Linked DNA regions of Mus musculus: region 2 is linked to region 1. Evidence: chromatin contacts called from ENCODE Hi-C or POLR2A ChIA-PET data. All regions are on one chromosome and are shown on one strand. Each heading gives the region's core, a stretch centred on a gene start or an enhancer-like site at or near the end of the contact. The rest is flanking DNA. Distances are from core to core; before and after follow the strand shown. Region 1 overlaps Gm39833 (a long non-coding RNA gene). Region 2 has its middle 32 kb from the start of Gm39834.

The links. A loop is a pair of places that touch in the nucleus more often than their neighbours do. ChIA-PET counts read pairs that join two places held with the same protein, here RNA polymerase II (POLR2A).
Region 2: a map of heart shows a loop between it and region 1 (4-fold over the local background). The contact joins two enhancer-like sites. A Hi-C loop is called at or near these places in 2 of 37 maps with a recorded cell type or tissue (both heart). POLR2A ChIA-PET finds 5 or more read pairs at or near these places in 1 of 5 experiments (Patski).

The regions. Positions count from the first base shown.
Region 1 is chr2:61,136,717-61,142,603 of GRCm38, forward strand. The region is part of intron 2 of Gm39833 (a long non-coding RNA gene); the gene reads left to right. Among named protein-coding and RNA genes, the nearest start is that of Gm39833, 12 kb to the left of the region's middle. Within about 2 kb of position 2,020, at least 1 of the 3 ENCODE cell types and tissues checked has a DNase peak (open chromatin) inside an H3K27ac peak, as active enhancers do; it is heart, where a contact is called at or near this core.
Region 2 is chr2:61,399,899-61,405,450 of GRCm38, forward strand. No RefSeq gene overlaps it. Among named protein-coding and RNA genes, the nearest start is that of Gm39834, 32 kb to the left of the region's middle. Within about 2 kb of position 1,877, at least 2 of the 3 ENCODE cell types and tissues checked have a DNase peak (open chromatin) inside an H3K27ac peak, as active enhancers do; they include heart, where a contact is called at or near this core.

The DNA of each region.
Region 1 (5,887 bases), core at 770-3,269:
TTTTGAACAAGATCCAAATTCACTTTTTAAATATTTAAAAATTTTAAATAAATATAAGCTGGATTATGGCGCAGAATACCTGCAAGCTTTGGGGAGGAGGGAGCTGGTCAGCGAGGTGAGACCTGAGAGTGTAGGAATGAAATGGGTGGGGCTATTTTCCAGGGGGAGGAGCATCTTTAAGTGGGGGGAGGGGAGAAAGGAGAGGGAGTGACATGCTCAGAGAGAAGGATTTCAGATGAGAGGCATGGAAGATGAAGCTGGGTGAATGAGGAACTATTAATATGGAGAACTTGAGCACTAGTTTGCATACCTAAACTTGGATGTCATGGTAGCTTTGAGCAGGATTGAGCTCCCCACAGCCCCACCCCACATGTTTAGTGGAATTTCACAACAGCCCATCTGCAGTAACCACTAGGATGGATTGCAGGAGTGAGTGACTGCAGGCAGAGACCAGTTAGAAAATGGCTGTGATAAATGAGCTGTGAAGTGACAGCCAGGGTTCTGGACAAGGACGGACTTGGCTACAAAAAAAAAAAAAAAAAAAAAAAAAAAAAAAAAAAAGTCAAGAAGGCATGTCTACACAATAGAATAATAGAATACTACACAAAACCCTGTAAGTGTGGTGAGGTGGTGAGTGATCAGACACATAGGATGTGGGGGTGTGGGGGGGGGAGAGGGAGGGAGAGAGGGAGGAAGGGAAGCAGAGAAGGAGATAAGGAGATAAGAAGGAGGGAATGCAGGGTAGAGGGGGGAAGGGAAGGGAAGGGAAGACTCAGAGGCGGCTCTGGAGTCTGAGATTGTCACACAGATTGTCACACAGACAGACAGAATGATAGCAACGTTGGCAGAAATGAGGAAGCCATGAGGACTCTCTGGTTTAGAGGAGAAAGCTTTTCTATGAATCTTAAATACTGGTGTTGGAGCCTAGCATTGAATATCAAGTAAAAATGTTAGAAAGGAAGTCAAATACTAAATACAGCTTCCACTTCCCCTTCTGCTAGTCTTTCCTCAAATACATGGTCAGCTTGTATAACTACGGGTGGGTTTTAGTGCTTGCTTTTCATAACATTTGAGTAAGTAGGTCAGTACTACCTACTTTGTAGATAAGAATCTCTTCTGCAGCCCCTGAAACCAACCCTCCACTTATTGCCTTATGGGAACATTTGACTTCCTAAGGATCCTATCACTATAGATATTGTCCCCAATCCCCTCTTCCTTTGGCTTCCCTACTGTTGCCTATAACCAAGGCTATCAGCCAGCTTTCTTTCCTTACACTGAAGCTTCATTTCCCTATTTATTCCTCCAGTCTCTCTGATGGCATTTAAAAATTATCCAGGTCTGATTCCTCTTCTCTTCTCTTCTCTTCTCTTCTCTTCTCTTCTCTTCTCTTCTCTTCTCTTCTCTTTCTTCTCTTCTCTTCTCTTCTCTTCTCTTCTCTTCTCTTCTCTTCTCTTCTCTTCTCCCCTCCCCTCCCCTCCCCTCCCCTCCCCTCCTTCTCTCTTTTCCTCTCCCCTCCCCTCCCCTTCCCCCACCCCCTCTCTCCTCTTTGTTACTGGGATGCTCTGTATATAACTAACTGTATGATACTTACAGTAAGTCTAAGGGAAGGTTGACCTTTTTTTATTACACACACACACACACACACGATAGCCTTCCTAGGAAACTGAGAAATGATATTTTAGCATCTCAGGAAAAAAAAAAGCCTCATCTAGAACCCCACAGGATAAACCCAACCACCAGATGCATGCCATCTATACCAAACACTGAGGACTTTTCTGCTGAATGTCGCAGTCCTTGTTGCTTCCTGATGCCCCATAGATGGTTGCTCTCCCTTTCCTTGCCTATATTCCAGTCTGCATCTCGTGGCCCTTGTGACTCCTATGCCTTCTAATGTAGACCATCTAAAAGAAAGAAAAACATGCCAGTACCCAGTGAATCCGGGTAAGGAGATGTTAACTTGGTCTGAGGGTGCTGTATCATTCCAGTGGATGACTTTTGGAGTTGTTTTCTTCTGGGGGCCTCCTGGTGCACATCCCCCTCCTGTTCCCTCTGGACAGCTGATTGTGCCCTGAGTGCTCTTGCTTCCCCGTTCTGGTTCCCTGTGTGCTTCTGCTTGCCAGAGTGTTCCTTTTATCCCCTTTGGTTTAATTGCCATGCAAAACCCTCTGTTGAGCTTTTAATTAGCAAGTTATCCCAGTCTGAAAACTGGAAACCCTGGGCTCTTTCGGCATATATTAAACAAGCTAAAATATGAAATTAAAGAAAACAGAGTTTTAGCCAACAGAAACAAGTGACTCATTTCCTTGTGAAAACACACTGGGTTTATGTTACTCTGGCAACAGGATTCCGGAATAGCGTCCTCCTCTCCCCCGTTTGGAGACTTTATGTGTTTCTGCTACAGTCAGTGTTCCACGGTGACCTAATGTTGAACCAAGTCTCTGGGTGAGTCACGAGGCGCAAGAGCAGTGGATTTTCTTTGAGATAGCGCATGCCCTGTCCCTTTGACCAAAGGAAGGAAAGTTTACTTTGTACAAGTGTAAAAGGATCCTAGGAACTCTCGGCCAGGGCTGCTCTGGGACAGAAGTGTGGTCCTGCTGTTACTCTCAAAACACCACCATCCCTTCTAATGTGTTTGAATTCCAAGTGCCTGTTGTTCTAAAGACAGCTGATTAAATCATAACGTACAACCTGTGTGCGCACCACATGGGGAAATGAAGATTTAGAGATTCACTGCACAAGACTCCAGATGTTTCTCGGGATTCACATCATGGGCGGGAACTTCCCGGTGCTTAGGGTCAAAATTTCGACCTACACCACTCCAAATCTCTACAGCAAAAATGTGCTGTGCAAAGCGGCTGCAGTAGCTCTCCTCGGCGAGTTTTTCGGTGCTCCGAGGCTCTTGAGAGGAAGTGAAGAGCGTCTTCAATTTATCAAGCTCTCGCTGCTTGGGATTTTAAGTTTCCAGAAGTTTTGTGAACAGCTTTAGGCATTGGCTGGATAGTCAGGAAAGTGTAACCATTAGGATGAGCTAAGAGTATGTGAAGAGTTTTAGTTTCCCCCCAGTTGCTACCAACTGTCTGCAAAGGAGAAGTCCAGCTTTTCTCAGTTCTGTTTCCCTCCCCATAAACTGTCTTCCCAGTTCTCCTGGATTTGTGGAGAAGGAACACAGTAAACAAACTAGGATTAGACTGGACATTGGGAGAGCATGGGGAGGGATGATTTAGTGACAATGTATACTGCATATCTTATTCCTATATGATGTCAATTTATGAAAAGAAATGCCGGGGAAGAAAGCTGCATAGGTAGCAGAAGACAGCCTAGTTGGCCATCACTGGGAAGAGAGGCCTCTTGGTTTTGCAAACATTATATGCCTCAGTACAGGGGAATGCCAGGGCCAAGAAGCAGGAGTGAGTGGGTGAGGGTATAGGGAACTTTCGGGATAGCATTTGAAATGTATATAAAGAAAATATCAAATAAATAAATAAATAAATAAATAAATAAATAAAATATGCTATGCTATGCTCTGCATGAGCTTTATAGTCAAATCAGGGAAATGTAAATTGTAATGATGAAGAAATAAAAACTATTGCTCAAAGGGAAAAACAAAAGAAATATTAGAGAAAGAATTCAAGTTGAGATAGAGGAGGTTGATTATTTTGGTTTTTTGTTCTGCCTTTTCTTTGAAACTTAGGAAGAAAGCTCCAGTGATATTTATTATATATAATAGAAACAGATGGTAGGGAGACAAAGAAGACGGTTGTTTTTTTCAAGACAGGGTTTCTCTGTGTAGCTCTGGCTGACCTGGAACCTGCTCTGTAGAGGAGGCTGGCCTCAAACTCAGAGACTGGCCTGCCTCTGCCTCCAGAGTACAGGGATTAAAGGTGTACGCCATCACGACCTGGCAATGCAGAAGGTTTTAAGGAGAGCTGGAGGCTCACATCCTCATTGTTAGAATAGAAGTAGAAGCAAAGGACTTCACCTCCAAAACTACACCTGTCTGCCGAGACTATGTCATCTAAACCATGATGCTGCTCTAACAATGAGCTGATGAAGCCATGACATTGTAAAACAACGCCAGATGTTGTTGTTAGTGATAGCAGATGCCTGCAATTGCAGGTGGATGCAAAAGAGTTAGGAGTTGAAGGCCAGTCTGGGCTATATGACACCATGTCTAAGTAAGTAAATAAATATCAATTACATGTGACCCTTCCTGGATCAATCTATCCATCCATCCATCCATCCATCCATCCATCCATCCATCCATCCATCCATCCATTGATTAATCCACTGATCGATCCATCCATCTGCCCATCCATCCATCCATCCATCCATCCATCCATCCATCCATCCATCCAAACAAATATAGCATGACAGAGCTATGAAGTTATTCTTACTGAATTAGTAGTCTCAACTTTTGGCGAATGTTTGGCAGAAATTCTTTTCTCTCTTTTTTACATTTCTTTTGTGCAGCCAAATACCAAGATGGAAAGCAAAAGATAATTTAGGTCAGCGCTGCTGTGTGAAGTGGCCCTGGTGAGCAGAGCCTTTCTCTCCAGTGCAAACAAATGAACAGCACCGGGGAAACATTCGCTTCTCATCAGCCCATTCTGACGTTTCACGTTTTGCTTCTTTTAAAATAAATAAATGTATTTGCATTTTTAAACTGCAAGTTATGTTTTTCCCCCAAATATCAACTCTGTGGGGGGTATTTTAAAAAGTAGTTCATCTGTTATGTGTTGGACTCGTGAGACTAAAATTACAAATCCCCTGTAGGAATACTAATACAGATTTTCTTGTTTGAAGTGAACAGTAACCTGAAGCGATTGCAAAATGGTTTCCATTTATTCAACGAGAGATTGAGAAGGCTCAGCTCTCTGCACGGAGTGATGAAGTAGGTCTCCCATGTTGTGGACTGTCATTCTTTAACCGCTAATGGACCACATCTGCAAACATCTGTGTGACAGTTTGCATATATTTCAAAGTTACTAGGTAAAATATTGAATGTAATGGCCACAAGAAGCATACCTTCAGACATTGACGTGGCAGTGATCACTGGCCTTTATGTGGGCATTTCCTAGCGTGTGTATCAGTGATGGGATGCAGCATTATTGTTAGAAAAGGATAAAGGAAAACTGTCAGATTCTCCAGCTCTGTTCTGCATAAATATTAAGTTTCATTAGAAGTTGTGCTTTTGCAAACTTAGAAGAAATTTTTTATTCCATAAAAAAATGTTTGTAGGAGAATAAATTCTGGGGCAAGCTCCAAAATGATAGAGATCAAAAAAGCTTTCATTAGTTAAAATATTCAAATTGTATATAATAAATACTTACAACATAAGATTTATTAATTTAACTACATTAAGTGAGTATTTCAGGGCTATTAGGTATACCCATAATTCTGTGTGACTAATCTTCAGAACTCCTTTCATCTTGTAAAGTTGAAATTTTGCATCCATTAAGCATCTACATGCCCCCCCCCCCCCCCCACCTCCTACTTCAAGCTCCTGGTAAGAACCTCTCAACCTTTGGTCACAACAAATGGACTGTTCGTGAGACTTGATACATGCAAAATTGCGGAACTGGTCTTTTTGTGACTTACTTTTTCACCTAGCATAACATTCTTAGAGTTTGTCCATGTTTACCAAGTGCAAAATGTATTCCTTATACTGAATTGTATTCTTTCCCTTTTATATGGCTTCATCCATCTATGGATACCTAGGTAGCTTTGTGCTATGGGGTTACAAGTATGTGTTCAAGACTTTACTCAGAAGTTCAACTAATAGCTCATAATATAATTCTATTACTGAATTTCAGAGTGTCCACCATATTATTTAACACATTGGCTGTGGGAAAATTTGCCATCTTCACCAGGTATAAAAGCTCCAATT
Region 2 (5,552 bases), core at 627-3,126, 260 kb after region 1:
TGTAAATCCTGTAGCCACTTTAGAAAGTACAGAGAAAAGAAACTCTATTCTCCTGCTGACCCACACACCAGAAAGACTCAGAGGCTCTCTAATAGAGCTGTGTTGAAACCCCTTGGGAATCTCTAGGCAACACTTAGAGACAACATTTAGTAGAGAACACCATATAATAGATACTGTTGTTTGTTTTGTTTTAACACATTTAGTGTCTACAGTTCTCAATCTCTGGTCCCCAAAAAGGCCTAGGTATCCCAACCTTTCCTTCAAAGCCATGGCTAAGACAATATTTCATTTCTCTCATGAAGCATCAGGACAGGTCTAATACGGGTGTTCCTTTCCTTTGTGAAGAGGCTAGATTTAACACTTTCCGCTGTAATTGTGTGAGGTTTGGTCTCAAATACAAAACTGTGGTACAGCACTGTTTGAAGAAATAATTGCGTTAAGCATGCAATAGTGATAGAGTGCCAGAGAAGAAACGGTCTCCTCGCAAAATTAACTGATGCTCATCCATTGCAAGATGACGTTTTAGAGGACACAAAGATAAAAATAAAAAAAAAATTAAAAAATTAAAAAAACAAACGCAAACTCTACACTGTATTGACTTGGAAGAGGAAATAAAACTTAGCAGTATTAAAGAGGTCTCTAAACTGAAAGTGAACCAATTGCTAAAATGGAAGGTCTGTAGATAATGGGAAGGGGCGGTGAGCAACACTGGCTGGAATGATCAAGAGGAGATCTGGAAATACAAGGTTGATTTAAGATAGACTCTGAAGGAAGGACTTAAAAGAAAAGAAACGACATTCCCAGCAAGTATCTGGTAAACCATGGCATACTTGCCAAGAAGAAATTTCATTTTGAGGTCATAAATGCCCAGATTGATCTAATCTTTATTCAAAACAAACTTCTAAGAAGAAGTTTAAGTGAACTTAGATCCTTAACAAAGGAGCCATTTCCCACTGAGAGGACTTAGATTGGGGCTTCTCCAGTTATCCTCAGCAGCCTCCAATTAGTCTAATCTCTGTAGGACGTGATCTCCGCCCAAGGCATTTGGGGGAGAAGGGTAAACACTGCCTTCTTTCTGGTCGCAGTAACAATTTTGAAATACTAACAGATAGATTATCCTTGTGCTTTTATCTTTCACCTTCCACCCCAGCTGCTTTGCACTCTTAGCCAGAGAGAGGGAGAAGGGAAGGGGAAAGAAGGGGGGAGAGAGAGAAGAAGAAGAGGAGGAGAGAGGAGAGAAGTGGGGAAGGGGGGGTAGGAGAGGCGCCACAAGGGGAGAGAGATGGTTGTTTTGTAGTACAAGATGGATGGGGGAGGGGAAACTTTGACTTTGAAAACTCCAAGTGGAAATTTTGAAAAAAGATAGGGAACGATTCTTAAGTTGCCCTCATCTTTAAAGATGTTGCACTAGATTAAGATGCCTAACATCATACAGTCTTCTATCTAGAACCACCCCCCCCCTTTTTTTTTCAAAACAAATGGTATGTTTCCTGGGGGCTTGGCTTCTCTGCAATTGTGTAGCCCTTGGTAGAATGACGTACTAGAGCCTTGGCCTCTCCTTTTCTTTATCATTAAGTGGGTACCAAATATGCTTCATTGATAAGGGCTTAATATTTTGTTATCTCTCCATTGAACCAAAATTCAAGGCGATGAATGCTTCAGCATATTCTAGAGTTCAAAATGTAAAGCCCAACAATTTTATCTAGTCTCATGACCTTAGTTTCCACGTATAAAGGCAAAAACCTCCAGCAAAGGGATGTTGTGTCTGCCTCAGACAGTGGTGGTGAAGGTTAAATTAGATACTGCTGAGGCATTTGCCACGGTGGGGGTGGGGGAAGTTGGCTCAGAGGACATAAGCACTACTGGTTTATTGGTGACAGAATGTCACATAAGAGCCCTCGTGTGCTTGTTTTCAATAAGTCTTTTCTGGCTAGTTAAACAACCCTATTTTAAGAGTCCCCAAAGTTAGGCATATACACGCCTCTTCCCTCTCTCTCCCCGCCAACACCTCACAATGACAGGGTCAAGAGACCGCCTTTGGTATATGCTGCCCCAAACCGACTCTTCTAGTCCCTGCTAATAAAATGTAAAGAATGTGATACAACAGGCGTCCCGAGTTAGGAGACGGAGGGAGGCTGCCAGAGATGTGGTCCCAGTGGGCTCTCAAAACCTCTAGTATTCAGTTTATCTTGGGTAAAGCCTTTGTTAGAATTAAAGAAAAAAAAAAAAAAAAGGCAGGCTGTTGCAAACCAGCTTCTCGGTAAGCTATAGTCGCTTCCTTGGCTACCCGCGACATGGGAATAATCGTTCAACTAGTCCCATTTCTATTGCGACTGGAAACAGGAAACGAATAAGGTACAGTCTTAAACAAAAACAAAGAGACTGAAAGACAAACCAGATTGTCCCAGGGTTCAGGAGAGGTTTGTGCTAAGTGTTAGAAGGTTCAGATCTGGTGGATCCTCCCCCACTTTCTGCCATTCCAGAAATTCCTTAGGGGGGGAGGTGAGGCGGGGGGGTGGGGGGGGGGGGGGGAAACGAAGAGCTGTTCTAAACTGCACAGCACTGCCATCTTCAGGGCCAACGGGGAAAATATTTTCCGGGTCAGTCAGACAAATCATCGTCCTGAATGCTTCATTTAAATATAATCAAATGCTTAAAACTTTGACAAGCATACAGTCTGTAACAGATTTTCTTTTTCTTTTAGCGTTTTCCATGTTTGGAATGTCAAAGGACACATTTTGGGGGGGGGAGGAGTCTGTGTATGTGATATATGAACATTAAAAATACGTATTTGCCAATTGAAAGTTATTTTCAACTGGAAAGATTAACTAGCTTACACTACACTGCCAGGTGATGGAGCAAAACAGACGCAAACATAGTGTTCTGAAATTTTTTTTTCCGTAAAAAGAAGAAAGGATGAATGTAATGGTTCCACAGTGCCGTTTGAACAGATGGTGTGATTAACAACTAGTGTGTTAGCCGTCTCAGGAGCTCACCGAGAGTAAACAAATGCAACGGGAAAATCACTTTCCTCCCCAAAGAGTTTTTAGTTCATTTTATTACGAAAATTTGGAAGTCTGCATTTTGAAAGCTGAGTATCCTTAGAGGATACTGGGAATAAGAAGGGAGGGAGGAGTTTCTGGAGGAAGACTCAGAAAGACTATTCTCTTCCTGATGAAGAATGCCGAAGCTCTCACAGAGCTGAGATGGGGGTAGTCTGGGCTGCGGCTGTCATCGGGATGCTGGAGGTGGGTGGTGCATGGTCCTACACACAAGCCATAAAATAAAAAGGTCAGATTCTCTTCCCGGCTCTTGTCCTTGCTCTCTCTGGACTGCGGTTTCTTTTGTTTGAAAATCTGAAGGAAAACCAGACCAACTGAACAGCTGTGTTTCAGAAACTTTAATGTGCACCTGGGGATCTCATTAAGATGCAAATTCTAACCTGGGGTAAGGTAAGGTCCAGGCTTTGAAATTCTTACAGACTCCTAGGTAATGCTGATGCTGCTGATCCATGGCCTGCGTTTACCACCTGGCCTCTAAGAGCCTTCCAGTGGTGGTGCTCTAGCATCCCATAATAGGTGATGCAAAGCTAGCTGATAAGAGGCAGAGTCTGCCTTCCTAAGCCCGACTCAGAACTACTTGTGGATAAAAATACCTAATAAATATATCACACGTTGCACTGATTTTTTTAAAGACCTTTTTTTTTTAAGTATTTTTCTATGGGAAGGTATTTCGCGTGAGTAGAGTGTGCAAGGACCAGAAGAGTACACACGAGGTGGAGTTATATATAGTAGTCATGAGCTGTCATAGTGGGTGCTATGAACTGAACTCAGGTCCTCTCCTCAGCAAGGTCAGAACACCCTGCTGAGCCATCCCTCTTGCATGGGTTTTAAAAGTAAATCACTTAGGTTGTCTGTTTTCTTTTAATCTGCTAGAGAATTAATCTGGAAGGGACCCCAAACCACAGCCACAGCCCATACATTATATTATATATTATGGGGATGAGATGATCAAGAGTCTGAGATGGAGCATCAGACAGCATCTGCATAGTCAACATCAATCCCAAGACTGCGGGGGATTTTAAAATGTCACTTTAGGAAAGGCACTGGAATCAGAATAGAACGTCTTGGGGGAAAATATCTATAAAATGCATATCAGGCTCATATCCAGAAAACATGAAGAATTTTCAAACCCCAATAGTATGAAACCAGCCTAGACCAGTGAGACAGTCTGTGGGCAGGGGTACTTGTCACCAGCCTAACTGACAGACAACCAGAGTTCAGTCCTCAGGATGCAAATTGATCCTTGAGAATTAATTCCTGCAAACCGTCCTTAGAGTGCCTCACTCACCCACTGTGGCATGCGCACCCACCAACCCACAAACACATAATCCATAAATACATGTGATTTTTTTACACAAAATATTTCCATTTTAAAGGGGGCAAAGACTTAGAGTAGATGCTTTTGCAAATGGGAAATACAAATGGTAACGGATAAGTTCAGCATCATTGGCCGCTATGAAATTCATACTGAACCCATCACGAGGCACCTATCACAAGAACTAAGTTTAGAACTATTGACAATATCAAGTGGTGATACGAATGAGGAGAAACAAGATCACTCACCTGCACATCTCTTGACAAGACAAAGCAGAGGTGAGAGAAGATGTGACACGTGGCAAAGAAATAGCGAGGTGACTACGTCACATCTAAATGTACACCATTCAAATCTGCATAGACTTATGTGCTTAATATACCAATTTACTTCATGTTAGTTATTATAATAGATTCTCATGTGTGTGTGTGTCTGTGTGTCTATATGAGTGTCTCTGTGTGTGTGTGTCTGTGTGTCTGTGTGTGTGTGTCTGTGTGTGTGTGTCTGTGTGTCTGTATTAGTGTCTCTGTGTATGCGTGTGTCTGTATTAGTGTCTCTGTGTGTGCGTGTGTCTGTGTGTCTGTATGAGTGTCTCTGTGTGTGTGTGCGCCTGTGTGTGCGTGTGTCAGTGCACACACCCATTTGAGTGTGCAGAGGACATCAGGTACCCTGCTTTATCATTCTCCACCTTATGGATACACCAACAATTTTACTTTAGCGCAGCTGTGGGGCTGACAGCCTCCGAGGCATTACCTGTCTCTGCTCACTTCAGCACTGGGGCTAAGCAGGGGGAGGGGCCATGCCTGACATATATGTGAGTAACGGGGATTTGAACACAGGTCCTCATGCTCATACAACACAGGCCCTCTCCCTGTCCCTTAAAGAGAAGATTGTAAAACACTGAAAAGATCACCGTTTTGGTAGATGTGTTTGAAATCATGATCAATAAAGTAATATTTCCCAGACATGGCTGTAGTATCCTTCCAGCCCACTCCGGTCCTAGCAGCTTATTTTAAGCCTGTGGCATCCTTTCTTTTTCTGATCAATCTGTAATTGTCAAGTGAGTCTTTCCCTACTTTCCTCAGCACACTCTGTGGTAAGTGGAGGATACCAGCTCATCCCTGACAAGGCCTTGACCTTCGAGAAACTTAATATTCTTATAAAAATAAACCAAGTCA